Regions from separate parts of the Homo sapiens genome. Here region 1 is linked to region 2. The links are chromatin contacts, found by Hi-C or POLR2A ChIA-PET in ENCODE. All regions are on one chromosome and are shown on one strand. Each heading gives the region's core, a stretch centred on a gene start or an enhancer-like site at or near the end of the contact. The rest is flanking DNA. Distances are from core to core; before and after follow the strand shown.

What was found. Hi-C counts contacts between places; a loop is a spot of excess contacts on that map. ChIA-PET counts read pairs that join two places held with the same protein, here RNA polymerase II (POLR2A). Pooled maps may share reads with other maps.
Region 1: a loop to region 2 is called in a map of heart right ventricle, with 2.2 times the contacts of the local background. The contact joins two enhancer-like sites. A Hi-C loop is called at or near these places in 64 of 168 maps with a recorded cell type or tissue (A673, CD14-positive monocyte, CD4-positive, alpha-beta T cell and 43 more), 7 of 37 single-sample maps with no recorded cell type and 30 of 50 pooled maps. POLR2A ChIA-PET finds 5 or more read pairs at or near these places in 28 of 52 experiments (A549, AG04449, AG04450 and 22 more).

Annotation. Positions count from the first base shown.
Region 1 is chr9:129,591,072-129,597,349 of GRCh38, forward strand. No RefSeq gene overlaps it. Among named protein-coding and RNA genes, the nearest start is that of C9orf50, 27 kb to the right of the region's middle. Within about 2 kb of position 4,485, at least 11 of the 41 ENCODE cell types and tissues checked have a DNase peak (open chromatin) inside an H3K27ac peak, as active enhancers do; they include stomach, where a contact is called at or near this core.
Region 2 is chr9:129,504,489-129,511,190 of GRCh38, forward strand. All of the region lies in intron 3 of LOC124900275 (extensin-like), which reads left to right. All of the region lies in intron 4 of LINC00963 (long intergenic non-protein coding RNA 963), which reads left to right. Among named protein-coding and RNA genes, the nearest start is that of LINC00963, 19 kb to the left of the region's middle. Within about 2 kb of position 2,569, at least 4 of the 41 ENCODE cell types and tissues checked have a DNase peak (open chromatin) inside an H3K27ac peak, as active enhancers do; they include stomach, where a contact is called at or near this core.

The DNA of each region.
Region 1 (6,278 bases), core at 3,235-5,734, 88 kb after region 2:
AAGGTGGTCCAGTCTTTGTGGGTTTGTAAGGAGAATTTTGTGAGAGTATTTTTTAGAATGCAATTCATCCTTTCTACCTTCCCAGAAGATGGAGATCAGTAAGGAATATGGAATTTCCAAGTAATATGAAGGGCTTTTATAAGATTTGGGGAGGACAGGCCTGGTGTCTCATGCCTGTAATCCCAGCACTTTGGGAGGCCAAGGCAGGTGGCTAAAATACTAAAGTATTTTTTCGACTAAAAATACAAAAAATTATCTGGGTGTGATGGTGGGCACCTGTAATCCCAGCTACTCAGGAGGCTGAGGCAGGAGAATCGCTTGAACCCGGGAGGCAGAGGTTGCAGTGAGCTGAGATCGCGCCATTGCACTCCAACCTGGGCAACAAGAGTGAAACTTGGTCTCAAATATATATGTGTGTGTGTGTGTGTATGTGTGTGTGTGTGTGTATATATATATATATACACACACACACACATACACATACACACAGAAAGTAGTTTGGCGGCCACAGTAGAGGCTCTTTTATTGGTGGCAGGGAGGCTTTCAGGGGGCATGAAACCATGTATCTAGCTAAAAATACAAAAAATTTCCAGACGTGGTGGCACACGCCTGTAGTCCCAGCTACTCGGAAGGCTGAGGCAGGAGAATCGCTTGAACCCGGGAGGCAGAGGGTGCAGTGAGCCAAGATCGCCCCACTGCACTCCAGCCTGGGCGACAGAGGACAGAGCGAGACTCCATCTCAAAAAAAAAAAAAAAAGATATTGGGGAATTTCTTGATTTGCTGAGGTCATTCTGGCTCATTTGTCAGCCTTGCGATTTCCTAAGGAAATATGACCCTCATTTGATTGGTGTTCCCTGCAGTGAATTATTGCCACTTTTTGGGAGCAAGGCAGCCTGTAACAAATGGCGAATGAGCTTTCCATTAACAATGGGGGTTCACTTTGTGGTGAGGAAACCGCGTTCACTCCAAATTTGGGCATTGGAATGAATGATGTTCTATGCATATTTGGAGTCAGTGTAAATATTGACCTGTTTTCCTGCTGCTAGGGTTAGGGCCCTGGTTATGGGCCTACCTGCTGGGAGGATGTGCCTGCTGGTAAGAAAGAGGCTTCTATGACTCTTCAGGGAGGGAGGACGGGGGTGTCATCACGGTATCCTTCCATGATAATATACCCTGCTGAGAAAGGAGGAACTCTGGACACACTGCTGTCTAGAAACCAGCCTGGAGCTCCCTTTATAGGTGCGTTGGTTAAATGATGGAACGTGATAAGGGAGTCATCAGTGATATCAGTGCAGGAGTGCAGGGGTGACTCTAAGAGGGGTGTTGAGGGTAAAAGGGTGGCGGTGTTAGGAGGGGAGCATTTACGGAGGGAGAGAAAGGATTGGAGAATGGCTGAGTGCAGGGTCTGGATGCGGGAAGGGGATACTGTTTGAAGTGCCCTGTGGCTGAGCATATCTTGCAAGTCATGTGATGAATAAACTTGCAGGGGTTTATAGAAGATGAAATTTTGTGCCTCTGGGATAATTAAAGAGGCTGTGGCTAAAATGTTTAGGCAAAGAGGCCAACTTTTTTTTTTTTTTTTTTTTTGAGACGGAGTTTCGCTCTTGTTGCCCAGGCTGGAGTGCAATGGCGCGATCTCGGCTCACTGCAACCTCCGCCTCCCAGGTTAAAGCGATTCTCCTGCCTCAGCCTCCCTAGTAGCTGGGATTACAGGCATGTACCACCATGCCCGGCTAATTTTGTATTTTCAGTAGAGATGGGGTTTCTCCATGTTCGTCAGGCTGGTCTCGAACTCCTGACCTCAGGGGATCTGCCCGCCTCGGCCTCCCAAAGTGTGGGGATTACAGGCATGAGCCACCGTGCCCAGCCGTGAGGCCAACTTTTATAGATAAGATCTAGCTGCTTGAAGAAGTATGCAACAGGTTGAAGAGAGTCCCCTGTGGGCTGGGCCAAAAGGCCTAAAGCTCCGTTTTGGGAGCTGTGTAAGTATAAATGGAAAGGTCGGCTGGGGTTAAGGAGACCCAAAGCAGGGGCCCAGGTTAGAGCTTGTTTTAAGCAGGACAAAGCATGATGAAGTTCAGGAGTAGGGGCAATAAGCTCAGCGAGGTTTCCCTTTGAGGCCTCATATAATGGCGTGGCAATCACTACAAAATTGGCAATCCATAGCTGGAAGTACTCCATGAGTCCCAAGAAAGAGAGACAGTCTCTTTTGGTATGAGGGAATAGGATGCTCTGGACCATCTGCTTGTGTGTTGAGGGAATTTCCCAGGTGGCAGGGGTAATCATGAGGCCCAGGTATGAAACCTTGGAGGAGGCTAATTGGGCCTTTTTTTTTTTTTGGACAGCTGGTAGCTGTACTGGGTGAGGGAGTTTAAAAGGGTAACAGTATGCTGAATAGAGAGTTCCTCTGAAGGGGAACAGAGCAGCAGATCATCTACATAGCGAAGGAGGATGGGAGGTGTTAGGCAAAGTTTAGAGAGGTCTGCTTGAAGGGCTTGTCCAAAAAAGTTGGGGGGCTGTGTCTGAAACCCTGGGGGAGGACAGTCCATGTGAGCTGTTGGGAAATGTTGGTATCTGGATCCATCTGGGTAAAAGCAAACAGGTTTTGGGAAGAAGGGTATAGAGGTATAGTGAAAAAGGCATCTTTTTTTTTTTTTTTTGAGACAGAGTCTCGCTCTGTCGCCCAGGCTGGAGTGCAGTGGCGCAATCTCGGCTCACTGCAAGCTCCGCCTCCCGGGTTCATGCCGTTCTCCTGCCTCAGCCTCCTGAGTAGCTGGGACTACAAGCGCCCGCCGCCATGCCAGGCTAATTTTTTGCATTTTTAGTAGAGACGGGGTTTCACCGTGTTAGCCAGGGTGGTCTTGATCTCCCAACCCCGTGATCCGTCCGCCTCAGCCTCCCAAAGTGCTGGGATTACAGGCGAGAGCCACTGTGCCTGGCCTGAAAAAGGCACTTTGAGGTCTAGTACTGAAAAATGACTGGTATGAGGGGGGATTCTGGAGAGGAGTGTATAGGGATTAGGAACGACTGGGTGTGTAGGGATGACAGCAGAATTGATTTGACGAAGGTCCTGGACAAGCCGGTAGGACCCATCCAGCTTCCGGACAGGGACAATAGGGGTGTTATGAGGGGAATGGGTTGGAATGAGGATGTTGGCAGCTAACAGTTGGGAGATGATGGGCTTGAGTCCCCGAAGCCTCTCAGGGCTGACAGAATACTGTTGGACTGTGATCTAATGAGAAGGATCCTTTAATGAAATTTTAATGGGGAGTGGTGGGCCGCCACGACTGCAGAATTTGTGTTGACCAAACAATAGGATTTGTTTGAGTTATAATGCTAAGGTCAGGTGTTGGCTCCTTAACTTCAGGTAGGGAGAATTTGGGTTCCTGGCATAAAAATAAGTAGGGATGGCTTTGGCCAAGAGCCCAAAGGTGGAGGAAGCCACGCAATTTGTGCAGCAGGTCTCTACTTAGAAGAGGCATGGGGCAATGTGGGATTAACAGGAAGCAATGTATGAGGGTGACGTCCCGAAAGGAACAATATAAGGGGAGTGTTTGGAGGGGAGTTTTCTGAATGCCCTTTATGCCAACAACAGAGATTAAGGAGCAAATTAGAGGTGTGGGGAACAATCTTGGCAGAGGGAAGGACGTGAGCAAAGGTAAATGAAGGAACTTCTTGCCATTTGCCATTTCGATAAATGAAGTTATCTAAATCCCTTAAAATTTGGTGGTCGAATGTGCCGTTTTCAGGCCAACGGTTGCCCTTGGCCTGAGGCCAGGCAGTATTGCAAAAGAATATAAGGCACTTTACTTTAATGTCCCCCTTTATACCGAGTTTAGAAAGGTTACAAATCAGGAAACCTAGAGGGGAGGAAGGAGTAATTTGAGATTGATTGGAGCCCATTGAGATTTGGCAAGGAAAGGCCAGGGGTGTCTGCCGTTAGACTAGGCATCCCCAGAAAAAGGGCAGAGACGGGAGATCCTCTCAAGAGGAGGTAGACTGAGGGGAAAGGTCAGGCATCCCTGAACGTCACCCTCCCAAGGTCTCTGATGGTCCTAATGGTCCCCAGGAGACCGGGACTGCGGACCTGAGTCTCCTGGGTAGCACAGGAGAGACAGGTGGGGGCAAACCTTACTAATTAGTGTCTGGTGTTGGATGTTTTAGAAGGAACCAGCAAAGGACCTCTCAAACTGGAGCCGTTGGGGAGAAACAGAAAGTAAATTGCCCAGATCCAGCGGTTGGAGGCAAAATTCTGGGTCCGGGAGTTTTGAGAACCCATCCAGGGGTAGCCCTGGCCACAGCCTCGAAGTCCTCTCCTGTCACTCAATTACCTCATGCAAATCACTTTTAAAAAAGAGGAAGAGTTGAGGGACTAGGCGGGAAGCCAGAGAACCCTCAGGATCCAGGAATTAGCCAGGGATGAGCTGTCGGGGCCCACTGCTTCCTGGGTTGCAAGAGTTCTCAGCCCCAAGACTCATCCCGGGGTTTGGCAGCAAGTATTGGAATAGAAAGATGAAGGAAAGAAGAGGCAAGAAGGCAGTTCTACAGTGGAGATGGATTTATTAAGAGTAAACCTGAGAAGGGCTTCTGGCCAGCAGGCTCAGGAGCAAGCTTCTCATATAGCCTGAGGCTTTTTAAAGGGCCTGGTTGGGGAAGTGTGCTTTTTTTTTTTTTTTTTTGAGACAGAGTTTCACTCCTGTTGCCCAGGCTGGAGTGCAATGGTGGGATCTCAGCTCACTGCAACCTCCGCCTCCCAGGTTCAAGCAATTCTCCTGCCTCAGCCTCCTGAGTAGCTGGGATTACAGGCGCCTGCCACCACACCCAGCTAATTTTTTTGTATTTTTAGTAGAGACCTGGTTTCACCATGTTGGCCAGGCTGGTCTTGAACTCCTGACCTCAGGTTATCTGCCCACCACAGCCTCCCAAAGTGCTGAGATTACAGGCATGAGCCACCGCGCCCAGCCCGGAAGTGTGCTTTGAGGAAAGATTCTATGTGGAGGAGTTGGGGAAGTGCTGGCTGGTTGTGACTGTTGGGGACTTTGTGAGGTTCTGCTGCAGTTACAGCCTTATGCTCTGTTGAAGCTATGGGCAGGGTTGACATTTGCGGACAGTTTTGAGACATGGAAACTTGATACTTTTAAGATGGTGGAGACTTGTGAAGATGGCGGCACTCTTGTCCTATTAGACACAGCCTGTTGGGGGCCCCTCTCTCTTGGCTCCTCAGGGGCCAGCATGGCCACCTCAATCCCACCAGCTTCGAGACCTCAACTTCTCTGTGGGCCTCAGTGTCCTCATCTGCAACTTGGAACAAAAACTCTGTCCTCAGCCAGCAGCCCTGGGGAGCTGGGAGAAACCAGGCAATCAGCCCACTAGGTGGGCAGAGGAGAGGGTTCCAGGAGACAGCTGCAAAGCCTCCTGGGACTCTGAGGACAGAGAACCCTGGGGGTGGGGCTGGAGCTTTCTAGGGGCTGCCAGTGGTTGAACCCAAGGGCCGAGGCGGCAGCTGGGGGCCCTCTGCAGTGAGGAGGAGGTCCCGGCTGGAGGTCGGGAGAGGGGTCACCCAGCTTTGCAATCTGATGGGCAGGGAGGAGAAAGAGGCTATGGTGCGCCTGCATGGGTGCATTGGAAGCTATAAGGCTCCAGTGCGCGGGGCCGATGGGCTCTAGGACCCTGGAATTCTCTCAGCACCCGCCCACACACTGACCAGTCCCCAAGGCTTATTAGTATTGTGATCGCTATTATCGAAGGACCCCCTCTCCCTGTCTCCTGCGCCCACCCACAGCTGTCCAGACTGGGGGATGCGAGGATGCCCTCCAGGTGTCCACAGCTGGGGTTCTGGGCCAGGGATTACCAGAGTCTGAGCAGCCTTGGGGGACGCTGAGGCAGGGGGCCGGGGAGGAGGGCACCCGGGAAGAGGGTAGGGCAGGAGGTTTATGGGAGGCCCCACAGGAAGAGAGGACGCCCTTCCCTCCCATCCCCCGCAGGGAGGAGCTGAGGCTGGAGCCTGGGAGGGGAAGATGGGAAAGGCGCTCCTGGCAGAAGGAACAGCGTGTGCTAAGGCCGGAGTGAGGCAGTAGCTGAGAAGCAGTTCTGTCTGGCCAAGGGGCCAGGAGGGAGGAAGAAACGGGTGGCGCGCAGGGCACCCACGGCAGGGCCTTGAATGCCGGGATAACTCATTCCTCGCTCCTAGCGCGGGGCTGGGCCGCCCTTGGGCCCTGGGGAGGGCGTCAGGCGGGACCCTTTGTCCCTCCCTCCGCCCCCTCCCCTTCACTCTCCC
Region 2 (6,702 bases), core at 1,319-3,818:
ACCCCCAACCAAACACATTTATGCATATGCATAAAGCAGACGAGGAAAGATTCTAAATAGGCTCTGAATCTCAGTTTTCTCATCTCTACAATGGGGCAGTGATGGCATGCACCTCCCAGGGCTGTTCTGAGAATCTGATGCCTCCCATTGCACTGGTGAGCCTGGCACAGGCACAGGTCCCACCCCAGGCCCTTTGAACTGGCTGTTCCTTTGGCCTGGAACATTCCTCCCCAGATACCTCCTGAGAGGGCTCCCTCACTTCCTTCAAGGCACTGCTCAAATGCTACCTCTTCACAGAGGCTTTCCCTGACCACCCCGTCTCTTTCCTCTTCCTGCATAGCCTCTGTCACCTGACATTTTATGTCATAAATTACTCATTTATTAATTTCCTGCTCTCCCACAGTGGCACCCGAGCTCTGTGAGGGCAAGACTTTGTTCGGTTGTGGGCTATGCCCCCAACCCCTCGGACAGTGCCTGCACAGGTGGACATTTTTGTTGGATGAAGGATTTTCTGTTAAATGTGTCTGGCACACACAGAAAAACAAAGCCCAGCAGGTACGATGGTGATTATTATTGTTACTGGTGGCGCTCTATTATTGTTATTAGTGTCTGTTGAAAAAGACCCTGAGCTATACCAGCCCTTGGTTCTCCAGCCTGTGAAATGGGCATCCTGGGCACTGAGGCACTAGCCTTGGGAAGCTGATAGGGGGTCCCTGCAGGAGAGACAAAGAACACTGCCCACCCCCCCGGGGGAGCCTGCGCCCCTCACCGGAAAGAGAAGCAGGGGGGAGCAGAGGGAGCTTGCAGCCCCACACGCAGGGCTGCCAGAAGGCCATACATAATTCATTGCCAAATGGGGCTGCGGGCGGCTCTCCGCGGCGTGCGCTGGGGGCTCACTCTGCGCCTGGCACTTCGCTGACTGCGCCTCACACGTTGCCTCATTGCATCTTCATGGATTTGCAGGGTGTGACCCTTCCCCCTGTTTTACCCAGGGGGATCCTGAGGCTCAGAGGATGGGGCCACCGTGCTAGTCACACAGCCTCTCTGTGGCCAAGCTGGGCCTCGGGCCAGCAGATTCGGCCCCCAGCGGCCCCCATTCACTGCCTCTCTGCTGAGGGAAAAGACGGGCCTGGGGAGCGGGTGGGAGGCACAAAGGAGACCCCGCTCTGAGACAGGCTGCAGAAGAGGGAGCTGGGTCTCAGCAGGGCTGGGGAAGGCTCTGGCCCCAGCCCTCCGCCCAACCCCCTGCCCTCCTCTCCTGGAGGAGATGCTCCCCAAATTAGCCATCATGAGCGCTGGCTCTGGGGGTTGGGCGTTGGGGAGCAGTTTGCTCAGCTGTAAAATGGGAATAACAGAAGCCGTCCCTGGGACTATGAGATCAAGGTGCTCAAGAAAAGTGGTGTCTGCTGAGGGGAAAAGCCAGTCCCAAAAGGTTGCATACTCTCATTCTGTTTATTTGTTTTTGTTTTTGAGACAGGGTCTCGCCCTGTCACCCAGGCTGGAGTACAGTGGCGCAATATGGGCTCACTGCAACCTCCACCTCCTGGGCTCAAGTGATCCTCCCATCTCAGACCCTCAAGGAGCTGGGGCTACAGGCACGTGCCACCGTGTCCGGCTAATTTTTGTATTTTTTGTAGAGACAGGGTTTCACCATGTTGCCCAGGCTGGTCTCAAACTCCTGAGCTCAGGTGATCCGCCTGCCTTGGCCTGCGATAAAATTGCACAGAAGTAAATACACACACGTGAGGATACGGAAAACCGGGGAAACCTGAGCAAGAGCAGTCAGACCCCGGCTGTGATGGCGCCCAGTAGTTCTGCGAGATGTTACCATTGGGGAAACTGAGTGAAGGCGGGTACCTGGGATCCCTCTGTTTTCTTTTTTGTTGTTGTTGTTATTTTGAGATGAAGTTTCCCTCTTGTTGCCCAGGCTGGGTGATCCACCTGCCTCGGCCTCCCAAAGTGCTGGGATTACACGCGTGAGCCACTGTGCCCAGCCTCTCTGTTTTATTTCTTCTTTTTTTTTTTTTTTTTTTGGAGACGCTCTGTCGCCCAGGCTGGAGTGCAGTGGCACGATATTGGCTCACTGCAAGCTCCGCCTCCTGGGTTCACACCATTCTCCTGCCTCAGCCTCCCGAGTAGCTGGGACTACAGGCGCCCGCCACCTCGCCCGTCTAATTTTTTGTATTTTTAGTAGAGGCGGGGCTTCACCGTGTTAGCCAGGATGGTCTCAATCTCCTGACCTCGTCATCCGCCCGTCTCGGCCTCCCATAGTGCTGGGATTACAGGCATGAGCCACCACGCCCGGCTGTTTTATTTCTTATAACTGTACAGGAATCTACAATGATTGTAACAAAAATTTCAATTAAGGCCACTCTAGGCACATGGCCTGTGGGGTAGCCCTGCTCAACAAGAAGCCGTCAAAAAAATGTTTTTTAATTAAAAAATTTCTTCAATTAAAAAGCGTTATCTTCCTCTGCCCGGAAAGGGTTAAGTGAGTCACTGCAGTTAGCTCCCCTTCCCCCACAACCACCTAGACCAGGCCAGGGACCAGCGGGCAATTGCCTGGCAGCTGGAGTTTTCCTCCACTGTGGACTGTACTTCTTGCGTCACTCTGAATGTCTCCAGTCTTTATTCCAGAATGTTCTGGTCCTCTCCCACTTTTCCAAGGACAGGAATTCCCTAGTGGGGCTCCAGAAGAGGCTCTGGAGGAGAACAAGAAAGGCCCTTGTCATCCATTGGCCTCAGGCTGGGAAATCTCGGTTCCACTCCCAGCCCAGCCTCAATATTAGGTTGTCAGTCTGGAGTCTGAGAGCCATGCCCCCACCCCCTTAGTCCTTCACCTCCAGGAGAGTTGGGGATACTGGAAAGAATGTTGAGTGTCAGAGCCCCTCTCAGTGGCTCACGCCTGAAATCCCAGCCCTTTGGGAGGCTGAGGCAGGTGGATTGCTTGAGGCCAAGAGTTCAAGACCAGCCTGGCCAACGCGACGAAACCCTGACTCTACTAAAAATACAAAAATTAGCTGGGCGTGGTGGCACACACCTGTAATCCCAGCAGCTCGGGAGGCTGAGGCAGGAGAATTGTTTGAACCTGAGAGGTGGAGGTTGCAGTGAGCTGAGATCACAACACTGCACTCAAAAAGTAGTTAATTAATTTAGTTTAATTAAAAAAGAATATTGAGTGTCAGGCAATCTGGGTAGAACCCATTGTGTTTCTACAGGATAGAATCTGCTGTGTTCTCTAGCGGAACTTCCGGATCACCTTCACCGTATGACTCTAGACAATCCCTGTCCACTCTTCAGTTTTAGATGCCCCATTCAAAGAATGAAAGAATTGTCCTAGATGATCCTTTAGGGTCTTCCAGGCTGATGACAAGGGGGACCTGGCCCCTCTGCTGCTGGCCAAAGAGGACTTTACTTCCCATTCCGTGTGGTTGAACAAGAATTGCTGGGCTCCAGTCCTGCCTTTGGCCCTTCCCTACATGTGACCTTGGGCCCTCTTTGCCTTTCAGAATCAATACAGTGAGAGAGTTAACACAAGCTCAGGTTAGTAAGTCATTCAACAAACATTTACTGAGCGCTTATCAAATACTGCATGCTGGAGTGGACACTGGAGAAAAAGGTGAGGAGAAGGCCGGGCGCAGTGGCTCGTGACTGTAATTCCAGCACTTTGAGGGGCAGAGGCAGGTGGATTACCTGAGGTCAGGAGTTTGAGACCAGCCTGGCCAACATGGCAAAACCCCGTCTCTACTAAAAATACAAATATTAGCCAGGCATGGTGGTGCATATCTGTAGTCCCAGCTACTCAGGAGGCTGAGCAGGAGAATCACTTGAACTCAGGAGGTGGAGCGTGCAGTGGGCCGAGATTGCACCTCTGCACTCCAGCCTGGGCAACATAGTGAGACTCTGTCTCAAATAAATAAATAAAGTGAGGAGAAAAAAATACCATCTCTGTCTTCACAGAACTTATAGTTTGAGAGGGGAGAATCCCACAAGTAAATTATAAATCTCAGCTGAGATTATGCAAAGAAGCAAAGGCCGGACGTGGTGGCTCACGCCTGTAATCCCAGCACTTTGGGAGGCCGAGACGGGCGGATCATGAGGTCAGGAGATTGAGACCATCCTGGCTAACACGGTGAAACCCTGTCTCTACTAAAAATACAAAAAAATTAGCTGGGCGTGGTGGCGGGCGTCTGTAGTTCCAGCTACTCGGGAGGCTGAGGCAGGAGGATGGCGTGAACCCAGGAGCACAGGTTGCAGTGAGCCGAGATGGCGCCACTGCACTCCAGCCTGGGCGACAGAGCGAGACTCTGTCTCAAAAAAAAAAAAAAAAAAGGAAGCAAAGTGCCCAGCTGGGATGGTGGTTTCAGAGGCCACAGTGGGAGCTTCCCAGAGAAGGGATGATTGAGCTAAGTCTAAGCAAAAGGGGTGGTCAGGGCAGCAGCTGCTCCAAAACAGGGGCTGGGGGCTTATGTGGAGAGAGAAGACATGGAGAGACCATGCCCAGAAGGAGGCGGCGGCTTCAGTGAACAGTGCAGGGGAGCAGGTCCGAGGAGGCCGCCTACCAGGGGAAGGAGTCTCATCTCCATCCTAGACAAAAAAAGGATCTTTTGAGATGCATTAAGCAGGGGAGTCACAGATTGGATTTGTGTTTTGAGAATCTCCTGCTTACCTAGAGAAGAAGGGCATCTCCTGGGCCCTCACTGTTGCCTTAAATGATTTTTATTGTGTATTACTTAAACATGTGCAAGCATAAAATGAGATATAAACTCCTTGTAGCTCTTATACAAGCATCAGACCAAGACAAATTGACCCATCACGTACAAAATCGATTCAAATCAGATTAATTTTATGTGACATGTTATTATGCCTTTTGTCTGAAACCCTGCCACCACCCACAGTGCAATTATGGCCCAACCACTGTGGTGTTCTGAATTTGTGGGACAGAGAATATTGGCCTTTTAAACACGTGCATGCATGCATTTGCGTGTGCGCACACACACACATCCCAAATGATTTTTTCCCACTATATATGAAGAACTCCTACAAACCAAAAAGAAAAAGGCAGACAATTCAAGAGAAAAATGGGGGAGGGCTTGCATTAAAGTACTTCATAACAAGAGTACTTAGGAGGCCAACAAATACACGAAAAGCTGCTAGCTTCATGACTCATGGGGGTGGCTTGGTCAGTTCAGGATACTGTAACAAAATACCTTAGACTGGGAAATTTATAAACAACGGAATTTATTGCTCACAGTTCTGGAGGCTGGGAAGTCCAAGATCAAGGCAGCAGTAGATCCGGTGCCTGAGCCCGTTCCCTGCTTCAAACATGGCACCTTCTTGCTGTATCCTCACATGGTGGAAGGGGGAAGACAGTTCTCTGGGGCCTCTTTTATAAGGGCAGTTATCCAATTCACAAGGATAGAGCCCTCATGACCTAATCACCTTTCAAAGATCCCCATCTTCTAACACCTTCTAACACCATCACCTTGGTGATTAGGTCTTTTTGTTGTTGTTGTTGTTGAGATGGACTCTCACTCTGTTGCCTAGGCTGGAGTGCAGTGGCGTAATCTTGGTTCACTGCAACCTCTGCCTCCCGGGCTGAAGTGATTATCCTGTCTCAGCCTCCCAAGTGGCTGGGATTACAGGCGTGTGCCACCATGCCCGGCTAATTTTCATATTTTTAGTAGAGACAGGGTTTCACCATGTTGGTCAGGCTGGTCTCGAACTCCTGACCTCATGATCCGCCCACTTCGTCCTCCCAAAATGCTGGGATTACAGGCATGAGCCACTGCACCCAGCCGATTAAGTCTTAACGTATGAGTTTTTGGGAGAAACTCAAACATTCGGACAATAGCAAGGAGAATACAAAACCACAGTGAGCTACCGCTTCAGACACCAGAGAAGTTTAAGTGAAAAAGACTGGCAATACCAAGTGCTGATGAGGATATGGAGCAACCAGAACTCTCAGACATTGCTGATGGGAATCTAAATTAGTATAACCACCACGAAAGCATCCGTAAGGTTTAATTGTGTTGAACACACCCTGCCCTCTGACCAAGCATTTCCACTCCTGGGCATACAGGCAAAAGAAATGCATCCACGTGTTCATCAAAAGATGTAACCTGTGCCAGGTGAGGTGGTTCATGCCTGTAATCCCAGCACATCGGGAGGCCAAGGAGGGAGGATTGCTTGAGCCCAGAAGTTCGAGAGCAGCCTAGGCAACAAGGCAAAACCTCGTCTCTACTAAAAAGTAGCCAGGCATGATGGTATATGCCTGTAGTCCCAGCTACTCAGGAGGCCAAGGCATGCAGATTGATTGAACCCGGAAGGTGGAGGCTACAGTGAATTGTGATCTCGCCACTGCACTCCAGCCTGGGTGACAGAGCAAGATCTTGTCTCAATTAAAAAAAAAGGAAGAAAGAAAGACATAACCTGGAATATTCACACCAACACTATTCAGGATAGCCCTAAACTGGAAAGAATCTGAATATCCTCCGGCTTTAGAACAGAGAGAAATTATAGACTATTCATTCATACAGGGGATGATTGATCAGCTTTAAGAATAAACAAACCGTACACAACAATATAGATGAATCTACAACCTTAATGTGCAAAATAGTTCACATATATAAAGGACAAAAACAGGCAAAACTACTCCATGGTGTTAGAAATAGGGGTAGAGGTTACCCTCATGCGGCAGGA